2 separate regions of the Homo sapiens genome follow, and region 1 is linked to region 2. Evidence: chromatin contacts called from ENCODE Hi-C data. All regions are on one chromosome and are shown on one strand. The core of a region is the stretch at or near the end of the contact, and the rest is flanking DNA. Distances in the headings are between cores, read along the strand shown. Region 1 overlaps PDE9A (phosphodiesterase 9A). Region 2 has its middle 33 kb from the start of LINC01668.

The links. Hi-C counts contacts between places; a loop is a spot of excess contacts on that map. Pooled maps may share reads with other maps.
Region 1: a loop to region 2 is called in a map of PC-3, with 2.3 times the contacts of the local background. The contact joins two enhancer-like sites. A Hi-C loop is called at or near these places in 6 of 168 maps with a recorded cell type or tissue (CD4-positive, alpha-beta T cell, CD4-positive, alpha-beta memory T cell, CD8-positive, alpha-beta T cell and 3 more), 1 of 37 single-sample maps with no recorded cell type and 11 of 50 pooled maps.

What each region holds. Positions count from the first base shown.
Region 1 is chr21:42,672,017-42,677,227 of GRCh38, forward strand. All of the region lies in intron 1 of PDE9A (phosphodiesterase 9A), which reads left to right. Among named protein-coding and RNA genes, the nearest start is that of PDE9A, 21 kb to the left of the region's middle. Within about 2 kb of position 2,460, at least 8 of the 41 ENCODE cell types and tissues checked have a DNase peak (open chromatin) inside an H3K27ac peak, as active enhancers do.
Region 2 is chr21:42,810,278-42,815,289 of GRCh38, forward strand. No RefSeq gene overlaps it. Among named protein-coding and RNA genes, the nearest start is that of LINC01668, 33 kb to the left of the region's middle. Within about 2 kb of position 2,459, at least 3 of the 41 ENCODE cell types and tissues checked have a DNase peak (open chromatin) inside an H3K27ac peak, as active enhancers do.

The DNA of each region.
Region 1 (5,211 bases), core at 1,210-3,709, 140 kb before region 2:
AAAGCTTAATAGCTTATAAAAGCTCTAAAAATGATTCACAGTCTAGGATAGAGAAAATAAAAGGAATTTGAATTGGTTTATTTTCCTTTAGAGGAGCCTAAATCAATATTTATTCTGAGTATGCAATCAGAAATATCAGTAATTTGAGAACAAGGCAAACAGAGCTGCACATCCCGTTATGGCCACGAGCCCACCTCGCCTTCGTTCAGACCACAGCTGAAGGTCTGACTTAGGTGCAGCACGCACCCCTGGAGCTGAGGGCCTGGAGCAGGGCCAGGCCGGGCTCTTCTCTCTCTTGTCTGTCCTCGTCTGTGGGGGAATGAAGATGACACAGCACTCAGGAGGTCCTTTTCAGGACCCAGAGTCACTGGGCTTTTAGGGCGTTTGGCTCTGGTTCTAGCCCGAGTGTGGTCTCAGTCCCCATTGGTGGTTGTGGTTGTGGCATGGGCATCATTAGTCACACAACATAAAACCACAGAACGCAGAATTTGCTCACCCTGGTTCACACAGGAGCAAGCTTGGGCACCAGCACCCCCTGAACGCATGCCAAAGGGCAGGTCCAGCTCAGTGCTGGGGTGTGGAGGAACCCACCTGGGGCCTGCCTGCAAAGACAGATGCCCTGCCGTGTTTAGAAAAAGAGAAAACTGGCCTAAACCACAGTGAGGTCAAATGGATCATTTAACCCGTCGAGTTTGGTTTCTTGTTCATCCGACGCGGTTGATCTTATTAACGCATATGTGTTTGTGTTGATGTGGCCTCCAGCTTCTGTCGCACTGTGGACACAGTTGGATGTGGCTGCTAATCAATGCGGGGCTCCGTAGGTCAGTGAGAGCAATCAGAGCCTGCTGTGCGGTGGCATCCCCGAGTTAAGACAGGCTTTTGTCCCATACTCTATTGAAACACCCAGAAATGCTGACATGTTGAAGTTAAGGCCATGTGCCTTGGTGCTACTTGCTTGCGAAACAGCCTTTGAAGGAAAAAGGAGGAGGAGGATCCATGAGTTTCAAGGGTCCCCTCCTGTAATCACGGCTGCCACTCAACGGAGTAAGTAATGTGTAGCGGGCCCTCTATCTGCATGACGAATCCTCCTAACATTCCTGTGGGCGAGGTAGGATTTGTCTCGCTTTGCAGCCGAAGAATCAGAGCCTCAGAAAAGTTAAGAAATCTTCCCTGGGTCAAGCTGGTAGGAGGAGGGACTGGAACTGAACTCACATCTCCACCTCCTCTCTTCCTACTCCTCTGCCTTTCTTGCACCTAGAGCAGTGTACAACATCAACAACTGACCAGGGCGATCCTAGAGGTAAGAGACAGCCGAATGGCACGGACCCAGCCAAGCCCAGGCCTGCCCAGGTGGAACAGAGCCAGCTAGGAGCATTCGGTAGCAGAGGTCAGTCCGCTGATTGACTGTTCTCACTTCCAGGCCCACAGCCTCCTCCACCCTGATGGTCTATGAGTCTAGTGCGGCCCTTTGCACAATTTTAGCAACTGAACCCTTTTCCTCACAGAATTGTGATACCGTCCTAACATATGAAGCATATATAAACAGTTGGGCAAATCATAATAGTTTCCATTATTTCATAAATTTGCATTTGTGGCACCAAGGAGAGAATTAATGGGAACAAGAGGGTTCTTGTGTGAGTTCCGCATTTGGATTTGGGGGTTCGAGGTGGCAGCTATAGGCTCACATTAGTGTCTGCATCACTTTGCTTCAGTTTGTCACGGTGGCCCCCCAAATCCAGAACCGCCCTCCTCGCTGTGTGAGGAGGGTCCTGCCTGCACCGCTTTGCAGACATGGGCCAGCCTGGATGCCTGGGCGACGCTGCCCTGCGACTCGCTGGCCTGCAGGACATCTGCAAAACATTCAGGTCTCACGGCAGTGGCCATGAACGGCCTCACAGACACTGAGTGGACCTGACCCCAAAGAGAATGCGTCGTCCTTGAACGTGTCGATATTTAGGTTATTACACAATGAGTGTGTTGCTTTGCAATTAGTGTCTGAAAGAGTTAGAGCAGATGTACATATAGAAACGAAGAAACGAAATCTGAATCCATGCTGACAGATTCCCCCTCCCCAAACCTTGCTCAAGGTAACACAGGCGACCAGGAGCAAGTCCCGGCCGGCCCCCTGCTAGCGTGGTCTGAGTGGCCCAAGCAGGACCCCTGCCCAGGCTCACTGGACTCTCCTGGAGCCCCCAGACACGACACCCTTCCTCATCACTGAAAATCCACTTCCACAGTGTAGGAGATGCATGGATCTGAGGGCCAGTAGGAAGTGCTGGAGCTTTAGGCTTTAGACATTCTTTTTTTTTTTTTTTTTGAGACAGGGTCTCCATTTGTGGCCCAGGCTGGGGTACAGTGGCGTGAGAAATTCTTTAACACTCTGCCGAGTCCTGGCCCTTGGGGAGTGAGGCCTGGCTATGAGGCTTCTTGTCAGAACTCCGTGTGACTCTCAGGATGGAAGAACAGGGTGGGGGCTGCTCCTCCCCTCCCTCCCTCCAGCCCCTGGCCTTTGTAAAACGGCTCCGCCTACGCGCCTGTAGCCAGTGCAGAACCAGGGAGGCCTCTCCCCTTCCCTTCCCAGGAGGGGCCCCGCCTTGTCCTCCATGCCGGATTCTGTTCGTCCTCCCCCAGGTCCTCTCTGCTGCCTCCCACTGCCCCATTTCCTCCAGGAACCTTCCTCTCTCCTACCACCAGCCTCTCTCCTACCCCCAGACACACACTCTTTACATGCCGATTTCTGTCCTCTGGTTAACTGGCGTTTAATTTTCTCAGCTGCTTGGCTTAATGCCAAAGAGTGTTCTTCCAAATAAAAATGGTAAAGACCTTTTTTCTCCCATGAGAATTTTATGTAAACGCAGTGCAGCATGCTCGTAGGCTGGTTCTGTTATCAATTTCTAAGCTCAGCTTCCAGAGCTAGAGAACTTTTTTATTGGTTATAAAAACCCTACATATTCAGTGCAGAAATTCTGAAAAATGCAGAACAGTATCAGGGAGAAAATAACTCATCCCCCACTACCCAGAGAAAACCGCTGTTAACACCGAAGTGCCACAGTTGCTGGCGTTCTCACACAGGTGTGCGTTTAGGAGTGTGTAAGTGCGTGTAAGTGTGTGTCTGGCTTTCTTTCACATAATTTTGTGTCCTGATCATTTTCACTCAGCATTACATCAGCAGCGGTTTCCAATATAGCATTAAATTGTCTTCAAAAACATGATTTTAATGCCTCTATAAAGTTCCATCATGGAGGCTCACTAAAATGTAATCACTTCATTGTTTATGAGATACTCAGCTTAATTCCATTTCTCTGCAGTGAATAATCCAGAGGAACACGCTCAGTGTGCATCTTTGCTTGCAGCAGGGCAGCGCAGGGCATTGGTTGGGGTATAAATCCGGGGGTGCAGTGGAGATTAGATTAGATCGTCCGTGGAAAGCACCAGAATGGTGCCTGGCACTTAATAAATGCTCTTATTAGTATGTTTATCTTCATTATGTCCCTAAGAGCCATTCCTGGAAATGAGACTGTGAGTCAAAGGGCACAAATACCGCCAACCTGCTTTCCGACAGCGCTGTGTGGATACACGGGCCCGAACGGCGCCAGCCTCACTGCCTCTGCGTTAGTGCCGCCACTTCATCTCAGATACTCTCCTGAAGATAAGAGGAGAGTCCCATGCAGCCATAAGAAAGACAACGGAGAGATCTGTGTACCCTCCACCCAGTCTCCCCTACTGGGACTGTCGTGCAAAATTATGGCCCAGTCTTACAACCAGGGTATTGACAGCGAGACAAGCCCCCATCTGATCCAGATTCTCCAGTTGTACTTGCTGATGTCGTTTAGATATTTGTCCCCGCCAAATCTCATGTTGAATTGGTATCCTCAGTGTTGGAGTGGGGCCTGGTGGGAGGTGACTGGATCGTGGGGTGGGTTTCTCACAAATGGTTTAGTGCCATCCCCTTGGTGCTATCCTTGAGATAGTGAATTCTTGCAAGATCTGGTTGTTTATGTGTGAAGGTAGAAGGCATCTCCTCTCTCTCCCTCACGGGTGTGCACGCCTCCCTTCATCATGTGATATGCCTGCTCCTGTTTCACCTTCCATCCTGAGTGAAAGCTCCCTGAGGCCTCCCCAGAAGCCCAGTGATGTCGGTGCCATGCTTATACAGCCTGCAGAACTGTGAGCCAATTAGAAATTGGCTTTATAAATGACCCAGTCTCAGATATTTCTTTATAGCAATGCAAGAACAGCCTCATGCACTTGTACTCACTTGAGCATGTGCACTTACTTCTGCACGATGTTCTTGCCTGTGTAGACTCTTACATCCACAACCACAGTCACAGTCTAGAACATTCCATCGCCGCAAGGCTGCCTCTTATAACCAACCACATCCCCTACCTGCACCCATTTCCAACACCCCATGCCTAACTCGATTTCCAGCACCCCGTCCTGGTGAACATGAATCTGTTCTCTATCTCTTCAATTCCGTCATTTCAAGAATATTATATAAATGGGATTACACAGTATGTAACCTCTTGAGACTGGCTTTTTCCAACTGGCATCATTCCCTTGAGATCCATCCAAGTGGTTGTGTGCACCTTTTCCTTGCTGAGCCGTGTTCCATGTTGTGGGCCGACCCCAGTTTAGCACTCGCCCATTGGAGGGTTGGAGGGCATCCGACTCATCTCTAGTGTGGGGCAGTGCGTCACCTTCTCACAATTGTCAACGGGATTGTCACTAGTATTTGCCTTCCATGTCTTGGAGGCCAATGTGGCTGCTCTTAGAAATCAGTCCTCCTTATTTTGGTTGGGGAGATTTCTGATGTCAGTTTGACGTTTATAATTAATAAGCATCATCATCAAGTTACAAGAGTAAATAAAAATATGAGGCAGGGTGAAATGTAAGATGCTCGAGAGGCTGAGATCAGTAGCTGTGTGAATACAGCAGGGCGGGCACCAGCAGTGAGCTCCACGGGGCCCAGCGTCCGGCCTCATTAACCAGCTGCCCTTGGGGAGGAGCAGAGCCCGCTCTTCCCTCCTGGGGAAGGGTAGTGTGATGGAAAGACAGGCTGCCCTTCTCTCCTGCAGGAGCTCAGCATCATGCTGTGTACATGCCTGGGCTCTCTTCTTCAGCCCTAGCCACTTAAAACCACTTGGAGGGAAAGATTGTAGAATAATTATAATGAGGAAAATTTCGCTCCAGATTCGTTACTCCAAGTTCAGA
Region 2 (5,012 bases), core at 1,209-3,708:
GAAACCCCAGGGAGGGAAAGGGAGGTGGTGCCGGTCCTGCTTTGATTCAATCGGAGCAAGAATACTTCAAAGGAAGAATAGAAAAATATTGGGTTGGAAGCTTTCTAAAAAACAAAAAGCAAGCATGGATGAATAGATGAGTCATTGACAATTTAATGGGAATTAGCTCCTCTAATCATTTCTAATTGCAACTGACAAGAAAGGGTTTTGATGCAGAAGAAAGCAGATATTTTGCAAGGGTGGAACCCTGGGTGATTCTGTTTGGGAACTGCTGACTGGAGCGGGAAGGGACCGCCAGGGGTGAGGAGGAAACACTTGGGTGGAGGCTGCAAAGGAGGCTCCCAGGCCCTAGCTTCGGGCTTTCCCGCACAGGGGCCTGCCGCCCTGGTGATCTCCCTTGGGCCAGCAGGGACTCTAGACTCTGCCTCTACAGCCAGATAGCTGGGTTTACATTCAAAATCTATTCTTTGGCTGGGCACAGTGGCTCACGCTTGTAATCCCAGCACTTTGGGAGGCTGAGGCGGGCAGATCACCTGAGGTCAGGAGTTCGAGACCAGCCTGGCCAACATAGAGAATCCCCATATCTACTAAAAATACAAAAAAAAAAAACATTAGCCAGGCATGGTGGCGTGCACCTGTAGTCCCAACTACTTGGGAGGCTGAGGCATGAGAATCACTTGAACCCAGGCGTTGGAGGTTGCAGTGAGCCAGGATCATGCCATTGCATTCCAGCCTGGGTGACAGAGCGAGACTCTGACTCAATTAAAAAAAAAATGCATTATTTGCTTAACCTCCTGGGCCTCAGCTGCCTTCATTAAAAGGGGTAAGAGTCACATCACCACCTTGTTGTGAAGATTAAATGAAATCATGAATGTGCACCCATGCAGGGGTAGGGCATAGCGCCCTATGCAGACATAGGGCATCCACGGAAAAGTCAGCTTTTACTGTCCTCACACAGTGGGAGGGAAATGTTTGGTTTTTGAGGGTTTTTTTTAATTTTTTTTTTTTTTTTTGAGACAGTCTCTGTCACCTAGGCTGGAGTGCAGTGGTGCTATCTTGGCTTGCTGCAGCCTCCACCTCCAGGGCTCAGGTGATTCTCCCCTCAGCATCCTGAGTAGCTGGGATGACAGGTGCATGCCACCAAGCCCGGCTAATTTTTGTATTTTTTGTAGAGATGGGGTCTCACTGTGTTGCCCAGGCTGGTCTTGAACTCCTGGGCTCAAGCGATCCACCCTCCTCAGCTTTCCAAAGTGCTGGGACTACAGGTGTGAGCCACCGCACCTGGCCATTGTTTTATTCTAGATCAGATGATGCCCACCTCCAGGACTGCCTCTGTACTGACCACACTCCCTCTTGGTATGGTCATCCATGGGTCAGGTGTTTGGTCTTGCATAAAAATGTGTCTATGTGTGGTAAAATATATACTGTATAACATAAATTTTATGATTTTAACTATTTTTAGTTTTAGGGACAAACTACCCCAAAAAGCCTCTTGGTACTGCCAACATTCCCCCCAGACCCCTCCGTGCTGCCCACCCCTCCCTGAAAGCTTTTTACATTTTTAAGCCCTTATCTAGGCACCGTGGTGAAGCCAGCAGACTTTACCTATCAGGCCTTGCTACGATAAACAAACCCCAATTACAAACCATCCGTACCCCACAGTGGGAGGTCCTGGGAAGCATAAACAAACTTTACCTACACCCTCCTGTAAGTTCCTTCATCTAGCTGCTACCATAAACGTCATAAGGTGATATATGGCAAAGTTAACCAACAAACGACCCCAGGGTCTCTATCCCCCATATAAACCCCTCATTTTGCAAGCTCAGGGCTGCCTCCTCTGTCTGTAATGGAGCAGCCGGCAGGTTAATCAAGGCTTGACTGAACTTGGGTCTCTCTGGCTTGTCCTTTCTCTCAGCTGACCCTACATTCAGGTGTATAGTCGTCAATAGAGAAAAATGACGAGACAAATCTCATTTTAGGAAATTTATTTGCCAAAGTTAAGGGCACACGCCTGTGACACAGCCTCAGGAAGTCCTGATGACATGTGCCCAAGGTGGTCAGGGCACAGCTTGGTTTTATACATTTTAGGGAGACGTAAGACATTAATCAATATGTGTAAGAAGTACACTGGTTCCATCCAGAAAGGCAAAGGCTTCTGTAAAAAGTAAAAGTAGAGGTTCCTCTTCAAAGACTTTCCTCCCCATGTAACTAGGAATAAATAGTAACTTCTCTTAGAAGCAAAATTTATTCAAAGACCTATGCTCCTAAATATTTGCCCTGGCATGCTTATACTGGTCCAAGCAAGCATTAGGTCATAGCCTGTTCCTCTTCCTTATTTAAAAGTTTTTTTTACCTTTCTCAGCATTCCACAAGTTACTTCCTCCTTCCTTTGTTCTCCTCTGCCTTTGCCTCTTTAAAAAAGTTCTAAGGTGCTAGCCAGTCGGGACAAATACAGAATGTGAGGTCCTGTTCCAGCCAATGGAAACCAGACACAACAGTAGGGTGGATGCGTCAGGTTATAAATGACCCTGTCTCCTTTGTTCGGTGTACTCTCATGGCAAAACTGCTGGTGAGTGTACCTTTTCTACAGGAAGTAAAAATGGCCTTACTAAATAAATTAAATTATGTCCAAGTGCTATTTCTTTATGGCACCGGGAGCAAGCATTTAAAAGACTTCCATGTCACAGGTAGGTGAGAGACAAATGGTTGCATTATTTTGAGTTTCTGATAAGCCTTTCCAAAGGAGACAATCAGATATGCATCTATCTCAGTGAGCAGAGGGGTGACTTTGAATACAATGAAAGGTAGGTTTGCACTGAGCAGTTTCCAGCTTGAATTTTCCTTCTAGTTTTTAGGGATTTTAGGGGCCCAAGATATTTTCCTTTCACATTTCCCCCCTTTTCGTCTTTAAAATCTTTTGGAGAAAGCAGTTTAGAAGAAAATGGATCTCTGATCTTAGGTTTTATGTGATTTCTTATGGCTAGGACAGTTTATTCCTAGATGGGCAGGTCCCAAAAGCTCCTTTTCAGCATGTTATGAAGTCTCATGTCCTGTGAAGAGAAAATAGGGGGAGGAAGGGAGAAAAACAACAACAAACAAAAGAACAATCCTGAAAAATTCATATAGGCCACATTACTCTGAAGTCTATACATCAGTAGGCAGGTATGAAAGTGGCTTATGTATGTAAATATGTTGCTGTTACTTTCTTCTGAAGTTTAAGTTATCTGGTTTCAGTTCACAGGGCTTTAAGAAAAAACAGCTTAGTTTTCAGTGATTCCAAATTAGAAAAAAAATTGAAAAAAAGAAGGAAAACAATTTAAAAACATTATTTTCTGTAATGAGTATACCAAATTGTTAAAAGTATACTAAATTGTTAAAAGCTGTCAATAGTTTAAAAGAAAAGTCTTAAGACTCTGAAAAACAAAACAAAGGATCAGCAAACATTTTAAGCAAAAAGTCAAAAAGATTAGTTCAGTCCATACAGGTAATTCCTGTTCTGCTTGATACTCATGAACATTTTAGCTCTCTATGAGTCCTGAAAGCTTTTCCTCTATTCTGATGTCACAATCTCCAAAGTTATCAGAAACCTGCATTGAAGAGCACCTGTTAGAGTTTTATAGCTGATTATAAAACCATCATTTTAATAGGACCAAAATAAGACAATTGTTCATGAATGACAAAAAATTTTAGGACAGCCATAGTCAAAGACACAATTGACAAGGAAACTTGTTACCTCTATGGCACACAATAATTTTAACATAACAATTATGATTATTTCTGATAATGTACACTAAGTTATATCAGAATTATAGGAGTTTCCCAAAATTTTGGAATACATACCAATAACGTATTTATACAAATACAGCCCAAAGAAAACCCAACACCATTTCATATTTGACAATGCTTCCTGTATACTTTTTGTACTAAATAAACCAAATTATGTCATTGTTTGGACTTTAGGGAACCTAATATCTTAAAGGATTAATTAGGTCAGAAAAAGACATAATTTATCATTTGATTTTGGAAAGTTTGTCAAATATGAAAGGTTTAAGACACTTGATATCACAAAGTAGGATCCCAGGTCATTGTAAGTCATTCATGCTGGGCATGGTAGCTCATGCCTGTAATCCCAGCACTTTGGGAGGCTGAAGTGGGCAGATCACCCAAGGTCAGGAGTTCAAGACCAGCCTGGCCAACACGGCGAAACCCCATCTCTACCAAAAATACAGAAAGTAGCTTGGTGTGGTGGTGGACACCTGTAGTCCCAGCTACTCGGAGGTTGAGGCAGGAGAATTGCTTGAACCCATAAGTTGGAGGTTGCGGTAAGCTGAGATTGCACCACTGCACTCCAGCCTGGGCAACAGAGCAAGACTCCATTTCAATAAAAATAAAATAAGTCATTCACTTAACCAAAGTGATAACAAGGATTTCAGGAAAAAGGTGAAAACCTTTATTCTTTGAGAGAGGAGACTTAATTTTCCAAACAATAATCCCTAATAAAAACAGCATGAATCTAATTAAATTTGTTGTTCAAAATTTTATAAACAATCTATAAAATTTTAATCTTGATCATAAGATATAGCTTCGTATGCCTTTTATACCCTTTATAACCTTTATTAAAGAGCCAGTTAATGCTTCAAGAAAACCTTGTTAATCTGACACAGGGGCCCAAATGCTTGTCTTGCATCAGTGTACCTTTGATATTAATGATTAATTTATAGATAAATTGAACTTATTTTATCTTTCAAAATTCGCTCTTACAATCTCATGCACCCACCTCTTCCACAATAGTCTCTGGGCCTTGAGGAGTTGAACAGCTTTAATTTTTTACTCTGTGTCTCAGGAATGAGTTTATTTTGACTGGCATCTTCTATGGGCCTGTAGATGAGGCTTCAATTGCTGTCAATGTTTAAGACTTAGCAGGACTAGGTGTCCTTTTTAGACCCAGGAGTCAAAGCCCTGTAATTCAGTGTCACAAGCACTTTAAAAGCACATACAGGAAGATACGTGGA